Regions from separate parts of the Homo sapiens genome. Here region 2 is linked to region 1. A link is an interaction called in ENCODE POLR2A ChIA-PET data of the cell type or tissue named here. Cell type or tissue: OCI-LY7. All regions are shown on one strand.

Region 1 (5,000 bases):
GTCATTTGAATGACTTGGGTTTTCGATCAAAGAGTTTCGAGTCTATAGTTACAATTTACTCACTAATTGGACTTCCACAAATTGCCCTGGGTGAGTTTGTCTGTAAGTATATGTGTTTATACACATGTAATACTTAGTTTGGAAAGTAGGATCAAGTGTTTTTAGATAGTGAGGAAATTAACGCAGAAGACAAGTAACTTGGTTAAGTATTAATTTTCTGGTAGTAGAATCAAGAATGAAAGGATTTTTAATTTTTATGGGTTCATAGCAGGTGTATATGTTTATGGGGTATGAAATACTTGGACACCGGCATGCAATGCATACTCACATCATGGAAAATGAGATACTCATCCACTCAAGCGTTTATCCTCTGTGTTGCAAACAATCCAATGATTCTCTCTCAGTTATTTTAAAATGTACAATTAAACTATTTTGACTATAAAATACTAGGTATTATTCATTCTTTCACACTATTTTTTGTACCCGTTGTGCTATAAAATACTAGGTATTATTCATTCTCTCAAACTACTTTGTGTAACCATTAACCATTACCACCTCCTCCTGACCCCACACTACCAGGAAGGACAGGATTTTTCATAAGGCGATTTTGGAGTTTCAGAAGTCAGAGTTCACAGTAGGTATTGGAGAAGCTACACAGCCATAAACAGTCTTCTAAGGAAAATGGCAAAATGCATACTCTGAATTAAGCTTTAAAAAAATCAGATAGGGCCAGGCACAGTGGCTCGTGCCTGTAATCCTAGCGCTTTGGGAGGCCGAGGCAGGCAGATCACTTGAAGTAAGGAGTTCAAAACTACCCTGGCCAACATGGTGAAACCCCATCTGTACTAAAAATATTTTTTAAAAAATTAGCCAGGTGTGGTGGCAGGTGCCTGTAATCCCAGCTACTTGGGAGGCTGAGGCAGGAGAATTGCTTGAACCTGGGAGGCAGAGGTTGCAGTGAGCCAAGATCATGCCACTGCACTCCAGCCTGGGTGACAAAGCAAGACTCTGTCTCAAAAAAAAAAAAAAAAAAAAATCAGATAGTTATTTAAAAAGTTGCAAATGTTTGGTGTCATGTGAGATGCCTATTGAGGGATGTGCGGGTGGCATCCCTGCCTGAGATCCTCTTCTTTAAGAGCCATGCATATGTACTGGGATCATTTAAAGGAGAAAATCTTCTATTTTTTAAGAGTGTCAGAAGTGAAGATTTCACACCTGCCAACAGAAGGTGCCGTCAAAAAAAGACAGTGGAGATGGAGCTGCTCCTAATGGAAGACTGTCAGACAATGAAACTCACCTCCCATTTCCCGTAGACCTCTGTCTTTGCTAGACAATGGAGGTTGCCAGTTGGTCAATCAAGTAAGCAACCCCTTGCTACTAAGTCAACCAGTCAGTGTTCTATTCCTGCAGGCAAGAGACATCCTGGGTAAAATGCCCATAGCTAGTAACTCATAGGCATTCAATATCTGATTATTTAATTAATACTGCTTTTAGAAATTTAAAAATAATAACTGCGAATGCCAACAGCTTTCGGGCTCTGCAGCAAACCAGTGGAGGCATTTGGGACTTTCTTTTTCAACTGTTCTCATTGGGGCTGAGACTATCATCAAGAAGTACCAAATAAACATATTTTCAAAAATCGATGTTATTTTTAGATTCTTTGGATCCTTGTTTTTGGCATTAGCAGCAGGAAGAAACCTTGTGTTTTGAAACGTTTCTTTTCTAATTGTGCTGTTACACACACAGTTGGACAAAATGTCTGGTTTCCTTTGAGAGAGAACCATCAGCATAAACAAAGATGGTAAAACAGCTTCTTTCTTTTTTGTCATTATTCCTGTTCACTGAAGAGAAAGGATGGTCTACCTCAGAGGTTACACACTGGTGGCCTGTGGTTAGCATTTAGACTGGAGATGTATTTTGTTTGACCAGCACACTGTTAAAGCAAGCAAACAAACAAACAAATGCAATTTAAAAAAGGCAAACAAACCCTGATGTTGAATGCCTTTACAGGAGGTCTGATAGTCATCAGGCTTTTGCAATTTCTGTTTCTTGTATGACTCTTGTAGGTATTTTATTATGCAGCCCTGGGTCTGCGGAGAACAATGTATGCACAGCCAATTGTTTTTCTCTCATAAAGAAGAATACTGATTGAGTGGTGGTAGAGGGTGGTTAAGGGAGTCAGCAGAAACCTGCAGGTAATCTACCTAAAATCGTGACTCCTCCCCCACCGAGTTTCCACCTGCAACTATATTCTTTCTGTAGAAGACTTTGGCTAGACAGGGGTTGGAGTCCACTTTACAGGACAGGCTACTCCCAGGGAGGAGGAGCTGTCACAGGATGGGTCTGTTGTAAGGACATTAATTAGACCATGGTGCTAGGGGATGATGGACGGGGAGGAGCGAAGCTCTGAGCCCACTCCAAGGAAGTTTCTCTTTGGGTCCTTTGATCCTTTGGTTGGTGCAATGAGGTGAGTCTGCACAGGGCCTCTAAAGGGCTCGTTGCTGCAGGCTTCACCAAGCAGGCTTTGTTGGCAACAGGAAATATTCCCCAAGGTCAGAGGCGGTGACTTCATCCACATTTAGAAATCAGAAGGTGAGAATTGACTCAAATGCTTGCGGCTTTCCTACTCAGTTCAATATTTTGGAATATGTACAAAATTTCTTTCTAGAAAGTTCCTCAAACTTTTAGCACACAGAATGGCTCTAATTCGCTACTAATCCATCCTTTTTACCACAGATGTTTACACTCATTTTCTTAGGACCAGAGATTCCATCACATGTTTTTAATCCCCTGCCCCTGACCCCATAACACTCTCCCCAAACGCAGAGCAAGGCAAACCATAGGGCCTAATAAGTGGTTAATGGGTTGAGTTCATTTTCAGTTCCTTTTATTTCACACTTATAGGTTGGGCTATAAAAAGGTCAAACTTCCCTTGGTGATAGCATATTACTACTAGTGGTTGAAGCTCAGAAATAATAATAGTCTGGATTAACTGTACATTTTCAAACCATAGAAACCAGCTCAAGTTTGTGGTCAGGGCTTCTATTTATGCTTCCTTTAAAGAGTGTGACAAGGGTTAGATGAGTTCTGGTCTTAATCCTTTTAATTCAATGTGCACCTGTCCACTGCAAGGACACATGAAGCATACAGACCTTCTGGATTCAAATATGGCAGAAAGGAAATGGCCCGGGCTCCCTTCTGGAACATCACACACTGCAGCATCTCAGCCTTCCAGAGTGCCTTTATTCCATTCTCAACCCTGGGCCCATAGTTGAGAATCAGAATGTACTACTTTTTGTTTCCTTGTTTGTTTTTAAGACTTCAAAACACACAAGATTTTCATAACAATGTCTGTATACCAGGATATTATTTTAGGGTATAATTTCTGTAATAATGTTTGCCAATAGTTGATTGTCTAGACTGGATAAATGGAGTGATATGCGATCATCCCTTGTATTCACATATATTTCTACTACATTACCATCTATGTTGAAGGTCCTTTAACAGAGACATAAGAAAGAAAAGTATTGACTGGGCACGGTGGCTCATACCTGTAATCCCAGCAATTTGGGAGGCCGAGGCAGGTGGATTACCTGAGGTCAGGAGTTTGAGACCAGCCTGACCAACATGGTGAAACTCCATCTCTACTAAAAATACAAAAAAAAAAAATAGCGAAGCGTGGTGGTGGGTGCCTGTAATCCCAGCTACTAGGGAGGCTAACGCAGGAGAATCGCTTGAATCCAGGAGGTGGAGGTTGCGGTGAGCTGAGATTGCACCACTGTACTCTAGCCTGGGCGACAGAGTGAGACTCTATCTCAAAAAAAAAAAAGGATTATTTGAACATTATCACTTCATGTAGGCAAACTTACAAAATTTCTACCAAATAGTCCTACATATTTGAATTAAACACTCTGAATGAAGGTGATTCTGTTTTTAATGTTTACTCCTTCCCCTGGGCCAGTAGGTGATGAGTATCTCTCTGTTCATGAGTGACTGGGGACAGAGCTATCACGTTATTCTGAGTTTTTGAATTTTCATTTATATGTCCATGCCTTCTCTTCGTCATCATGCAGGAGATTTACTGACATAAAAATTATTTTGTAGACTCTTTATTACTGCTGCCGATGTGCCTGCTCCTCACAGAGATATCTAACATTGATCTCTTCTTCCTGCCTCTTCCATGATCACCTTCTCAAGCTGCCTGAGGACCTCCAGGGTCCTAGTTCCTCTTTGGTCACCTCCTTATTAGTGAGGCCTGGGGTTCTCTCGTCCACTTGCATGCTAGGTTCATGACCTTACTGATGACATTTTTCTCTCTCTCATATTACACTTGTAATGCACTGGGTATTCCATTTCTTTAGAAGTTCTGACTCTGGCAACAGACTCAGTCCTGCTGTCTCAGGCATGAGAGGGTCTATTGCCCTAACCCCAGTGTGATGGTTAGTTTTATGTGTCAACTTGACTAGGCTAAGGGATGCCCAGATAGCTGGTAAACATTATTTCTGGGTTTGTCTGTCATGGTGTTGTTTCTGGAAGAGATTAGCATTTGAATCATAAACTGAGTAGAGAAGACCTACCCTCATCAATGTGGGCAATACCATCTAATCTATCCAGGGCCCAAACAGAACAAAAAGGTGAGAGAAGGGAAAATTCACACTCTTGAAATGTGAAGGTATGATTTACTGAGGAAATGCTTCCTGGAGACAGGGACATTCATCTCCTGCCCTTGGACATCAGAGCTCCAGGTTCTTAAGCCTTCAGCCTCAGAGACTTCTATGAGCAGCCCCTCAGCTTCTCAGGTCTTTGGACTCAGGCCGAATTATACCGCTGGCTGTCCTGGGTCTCTCATTTGCAGATGGCATATCATGGACTTCTCAGCTTTCATAATCACATGAGCCACTTTCCATAACGAATATTTTCTTGCATCTCTTTATTTTGTAATTTTTTATTTTTTGAGACAGGATCCCACTCTGTCACCCAGGCTGGAGTGCAGTGGCACA
Region 2 (5,000 bases), 95 kb after region 1:
CGATAGAAAGAAAACTTGACTGAAGATCAAATTATTCATAAAATTCTATTTCTGATATGTACAGGATTCTGTCAATATTCTTATCAACTCTTTAATAAAACTAGAAATTTGTTTTTGACATCTGCAAGGAAAAAAAGAACCCAGATATGCTGATGCCACCAATAACTAAATTAGACAAACACATTTAGTACACATTTGGTAATTCAGTAAAGCTAAGAAATTTTAAGAGAATGTAACTTTTCAGAGTCTATAAAGCAGTGTAACATTAGAATTGCTTTTTTGTTTTGTTTTCTTTTTTCTTTTTTTCTTTGTTTATTTTAAAATTGCTTTTTAACTTAGGTTAACTATAAGGTATAATAACCCTGAATTAGCAAACAAAAGCTTATTGTTATTAATACTGTTTTGTACAAAATATTTTGCAAATAGGCATTATTCACACTGATATTGTTGAAATAAAAAAACAAGAGCAGGGTAAATGTAGATATGGACTTGTTTTCTTTTTAGTACTAAAGCCTACATCGACAATTTAGTTTTAGCCAAGCAATAATTTCTGTAAAAATAATTTAATATTGTAAATATGAAATTGATTGCTTTTCTTGTTTTGGTTTGCATTTATACTCCTTGCCCTTTTTTCTAGTATGTAAGAGCTACGAGCACAATGAGAATACACCTAGGCTTACTTGTACTTAAATAACATTACAATATAAGTGCTTAAGAGAACCCTAGGAGGCCTATGAGAATTTGTTTTCTCAGAAGTGCTTTGCACATCACTCAAGCTAGACAAATACTGTTTTAGAAACACAGAGGAAGGCAACATCAATGTAGCCTGGGTTGTCAGTGTCAAAAGACCATTCTTCATGGGATTCTTGTTTCCATATATCTTGTGAGCGGAGGCATGGACTATCTTTGTTCTTGGCTAACTTTTCAAGGATTTTTGTATAGTAAACACATTGAGAGAGAGAGGTAATGTCTTTCTAGGAAGCATCAAGCATTGGAGTTTAGAGATAGTAAAAGGGAAGCGTGTTTACCATCCATTATAAAACATGAGGCTGTCCTAAGTTCTCTCTATTCCTCTCCTTATAGTGCAGCTTACTGTGTGTGCTGGTGTCACTTGACCCTCTCCACATTACCCCAGGGGCATCAGGACTTGAAGAACTGGCCCAAAAATGCTGCTACTCTGGCTACTACCATTGCTGTGAGTTAAAAACTGTCCTTTGTCTCTGACCCAGGAGTTCTATGCCTTCTACCAGCATCCATGAAACTTGGCTGGCTAAATTGTTAGCTTTCCAGTAGCTATTATGAAATCTCAGGCCCTTTGTGATTATTTTTTTGTTTGTTGGTTTGGGTTTTGTACATATTTATGGGGTACATGTGACATTGTGTCACATGCGTAGAATGTGTACTTCTACTTCAGGATGTTTAGGAGATCCATCACCATAAACTTTACCATTTCTATGTGTTGAGAACATTTCAAGTTCTCACTTCTAGCTACAATACATTGTTGTTAACTGTAGTCACCTTACTCTACAATTGAATATTACTGCTTATTCCTTCTGTATAACTGTATGTTTGTACCCATTAATCAATCTGTCTTCATCTACACATCTAAATCCTTCCCAGTCTCTTGTCACCACCATTTGATTTTCCACCTCCATGAGATCCATATTTTAAGCTCCCACATATAAGTGAGTACATGCAATATTTATTTCTGTGTCTGGCTTATTTAACTTGATATAATGACCTACAGTTCCATCTATGTTGCTGTAAATGACATGATTTCATTCTTTTTTTGGACAAATAGTATTCCATTGCATAAATAAACCACATTTTCTTTATTCATTCATCCACTGATGGATACAAGTTGATTCCATATCTTTGCTATTGTGAATAAACATGGGAGTGCATGTATCCCTTTGGTACACTGATTTCTTTTCCTTTGCATAAATACTCAGTAGTGGGATTGCTGAATCATACGGTAGTTCTATTTTCAGGGTTTTTTTTTTTTTTTTTTTTTGAGAAATCTCTATATGGTTCTCTGTAATGGTTGTACTAATTTACATTCCTATCAACAATGTATGAGAGTTCTTTTTTCCACACACCCTCACCAGCATCTGTTATTTTGGCCCATGGAGGAAGTGGGGTTTGAGGTGTGACCTGGGTATAATTTGGCTAGATGGATGTGCAGTAGTGCGGGAAGAGCAATCCAGCTAGGTGAATGTCACCAAGACTCAGAGACAGGAATGCACTGTGGTCTGTGGTAGAGTGATGAGTAGGTCAGACAGACTAGAATAGAGAGTTTGGGCTGAGAAGTCCCAGTTAGAAATTAGGCCCTAAATTAGAAAATTAATTTGGGGCTAAATTGTCCTGTGCTTAAATATTAGGGTAAATGAAATCCTATATATAATAAAAAACTTTTGAAGGTTTCTAGCTCTCCTTCCCTGAAGTCATTGATTTATTTGCTTATTTATTTATTTACTTAAGTTCCTAAGCAGGGAGATGATATATTGAATATTGAAGTCTGATGTCATAGAAGAGTGAAGTATGGAGTGATAAGAGAACATCAACAAGTTTCTTATCTTGACTCTGCCACTTACTAGCTGTGTGACCTTGGACAAGTTATTTTCTCTGAGGCCAGTGTCCTTATCTGTCATAGGAGGAATAATAGAGTCCTCAGCTTAGTGAGGTGTTGCAAAGGTTATAGATAATATCTCTAAAATGCTTGGTGTATTGCCTAGTACACAGGAAGCCAATAAATGGAGAAGATTTTTCAGCTAGCTATGTGCAGCACAGATTGATGGAGAAGAAGTGAGGGCATGAGTCTCCCCTCTTGTAAAGTAATCACAACTACATGGGGATAAGGTCATGAGGAGTTGGGCTAAGATAGTCAAGGTAGTAAGAAAAACAACCCTAAATATATAAAAAAAAAACTACTAGAACTTGGAAACTAATTGAGCATTATGATAGCTAATGTTTACTGCGTGCCTAGTATGTGCCACAAGCTATTTTAAACACTTCAAAATATTAGCTCAGTTCTAAAAATGCTCTGAGGAGGTACTATTATTGTTGCCATCTCAGAGTCTATCATCTCAAACAGACACTCAACGAGATAGAATAACTTGCCTGAAGTCATATAACTAAGGCCAACAGGAACTCAAACCCAGGCAGCACAGTACCAAAGCCCATGTGCTAATCTACCAGACTATATTGTCTTGCCCCTCAGGAGGAGGTTAGGGAGCAATCGGTGAGGATTCACAGGTCTGGAGACCAAGGAGGGCAGGAGGAGCAGAAGTGTGCTAAGAGAAAATGATGCTGTGTGTCCTGACATGTTGAGTCTGAGCTTCGGGAACATCGAAGTGGATGTGGCCTATAGGGAGTTTGAAGTTGGGGCCTGGAGCTTGCCCGTGTGAGAGGATCTGTTTGAAGACAAAGATGTGAGAGTCACCTACTGCATAGGAGATAGTTGAGTAGTTTATCAGCATCACCCTTTTGAGTGGTCAAAGGTGTGGTGACTCTGGTCAGAGACTGCCTGGCATAGCTGACTAGGAATTGGAGAAGCGATCAGTCTGGCACTTTCCAGACTGGGGTTTCAGCAAGTGTTGTTATTGTTGTTATACCAGGGCATTCTGTCTTTGCAGAAAGACACTCAGGCACCTGCTGCCACCAACAATTATTTCCCAAGATCTGGAAGGCAAAGACATGGGCTTTTCCTTTTAACCTTATCACTGCCCTGTCTGCCATGCTTGACTCTTCTTCATTTCTCTGTGACAGACATCATGATATAATAGAAAAAGTTCCAGAGTTGGAGTTATGCCTGAGTTGAAATCACAGCTCTGTAACTCACCAGCTCAGTCATTTTGTGTAAGTTAATTAAGTCATTTAATCTTAAATGTATTTTTTAAGCTGTCAAATGGGAATAATACTTTTTTCAGAAGGTTGTAGTGAAATAACTACTAAAACCTTTAGTAAATGTTGGTTACTTGCCCCCAACAATTCCATCTTCTTTCCCCTGGGGTGGTTTAAGCATGGCCACAAATTATTTGATCTTTCCTCATTAAGAGTTGGGGGTTATGTTCCCTCCCCTTGAATCTAAGCAGGCTCATGACTACTTCAACCAGCAGAGTAGGGTGGAAGTGTCTTTTTGTGACTTCTGGAGTTAGATCATAAAAAGGTGATGTAGCTTTTGCCTGTTTGTTGAACTGCTTGTTCCTGGAGCCCTGAACCTTCATGTAAGAAGTCTGACCATCCTGAAGCCAGACGCCACAGCTGAGCCCAGCCTTACGACCGTACCCACCAAGGCACCGGGCATATAGTACAGCTGAACTGGACCTTTAAAACCAGCCTGTCTGCCAGCTGAATACCACCAAGTCATCTCCATTGACACTACATGGGACTGAAGGATCACCCAATCAAACCCTGTCCACCAAATGTCTAACCCCAAAAATCATGAGATACAATAAAATGGTTGTTACATTTCCGAGTAGTTGATAACTCAGCAATAGTGAACTAGAACAATCACTTTTATTCCAATCCCTTTAATTCTTCCTCCTCCACCTGCCTGCTTACTGGAAATAGCCAGTCCTGAGTGTATTCTGATTTGAATCCTGTTCTAATATTTCATTGTGCAAAATGTGATTTGAGGGTAATTTCATTTTATCTCCTTGAGCCTCCTTCCTTCCTTCTTTTTTTTCTCCCTTTCCTCCATAAGAATTTTCAGAGTGTTTTCATTGTATCAGATGCTAGATTGGGCATGGTCACTTTCCTCTATGTCAGGGATTAGCAAAATTGTTTAAAAGACCAGAAAGTACATAATTTAGGTGTGCAGACAAGTACCCAAATGTGCCGCTGAAGCATGAAAGCAGCTATAGATGTAAACAAATAGGTGTGGCTATATACTAATAGATGTTCATTCATCCAAATGAGTTTTGTATTCATTTACAAAAATCGGGAGTAGGTTAGATTGGGCACCCAGGCCATAGCTTGCTGACTCCTGCTCTAAGTGC

Evidence for each region. ChIA-PET counts read pairs that join two places held together with the same protein. Peaks named below come from ENCODE experiments on the same cell type or tissue, not always from the same donor. Only the 100,000 strongest peaks of a DNase experiment are listed, where the experiment ranks them.
Region 2: POLR2A ChIA-PET joins it to region 1 with 5 read pairs; 1 of 35 experiments calls an interaction of 5 or more read pairs at or near these places.

Annotation. Positions count from the first base shown.
Region 1 is chr9:68,575,435-68,580,434 of GRCh38, forward strand. All of the region lies in intron 2 of TMEM252-DT (TMEM252 divergent transcript), which reads left to right. Among named protein-coding and RNA genes, the nearest start is that of LINC01506, 31 kb to the left of the region's middle. In OCI-LY7, no CTCF peak of the experiment used is centred here; DNase peaks (open chromatin) are centred at 2,507 and 3,027; H3K4me3 peaks cover 1,797 bases; H3K27ac peaks cover 3,846 bases.
Region 2 is chr9:68,670,205-68,675,204 of GRCh38, forward strand. No RefSeq gene overlaps it. Among named protein-coding and RNA genes, the nearest start is that of PIP5K1B, 33 kb to the right of the region's middle. In OCI-LY7, no CTCF peak of the experiment used is centred here; a DNase peak (open chromatin) is centred at 2,187.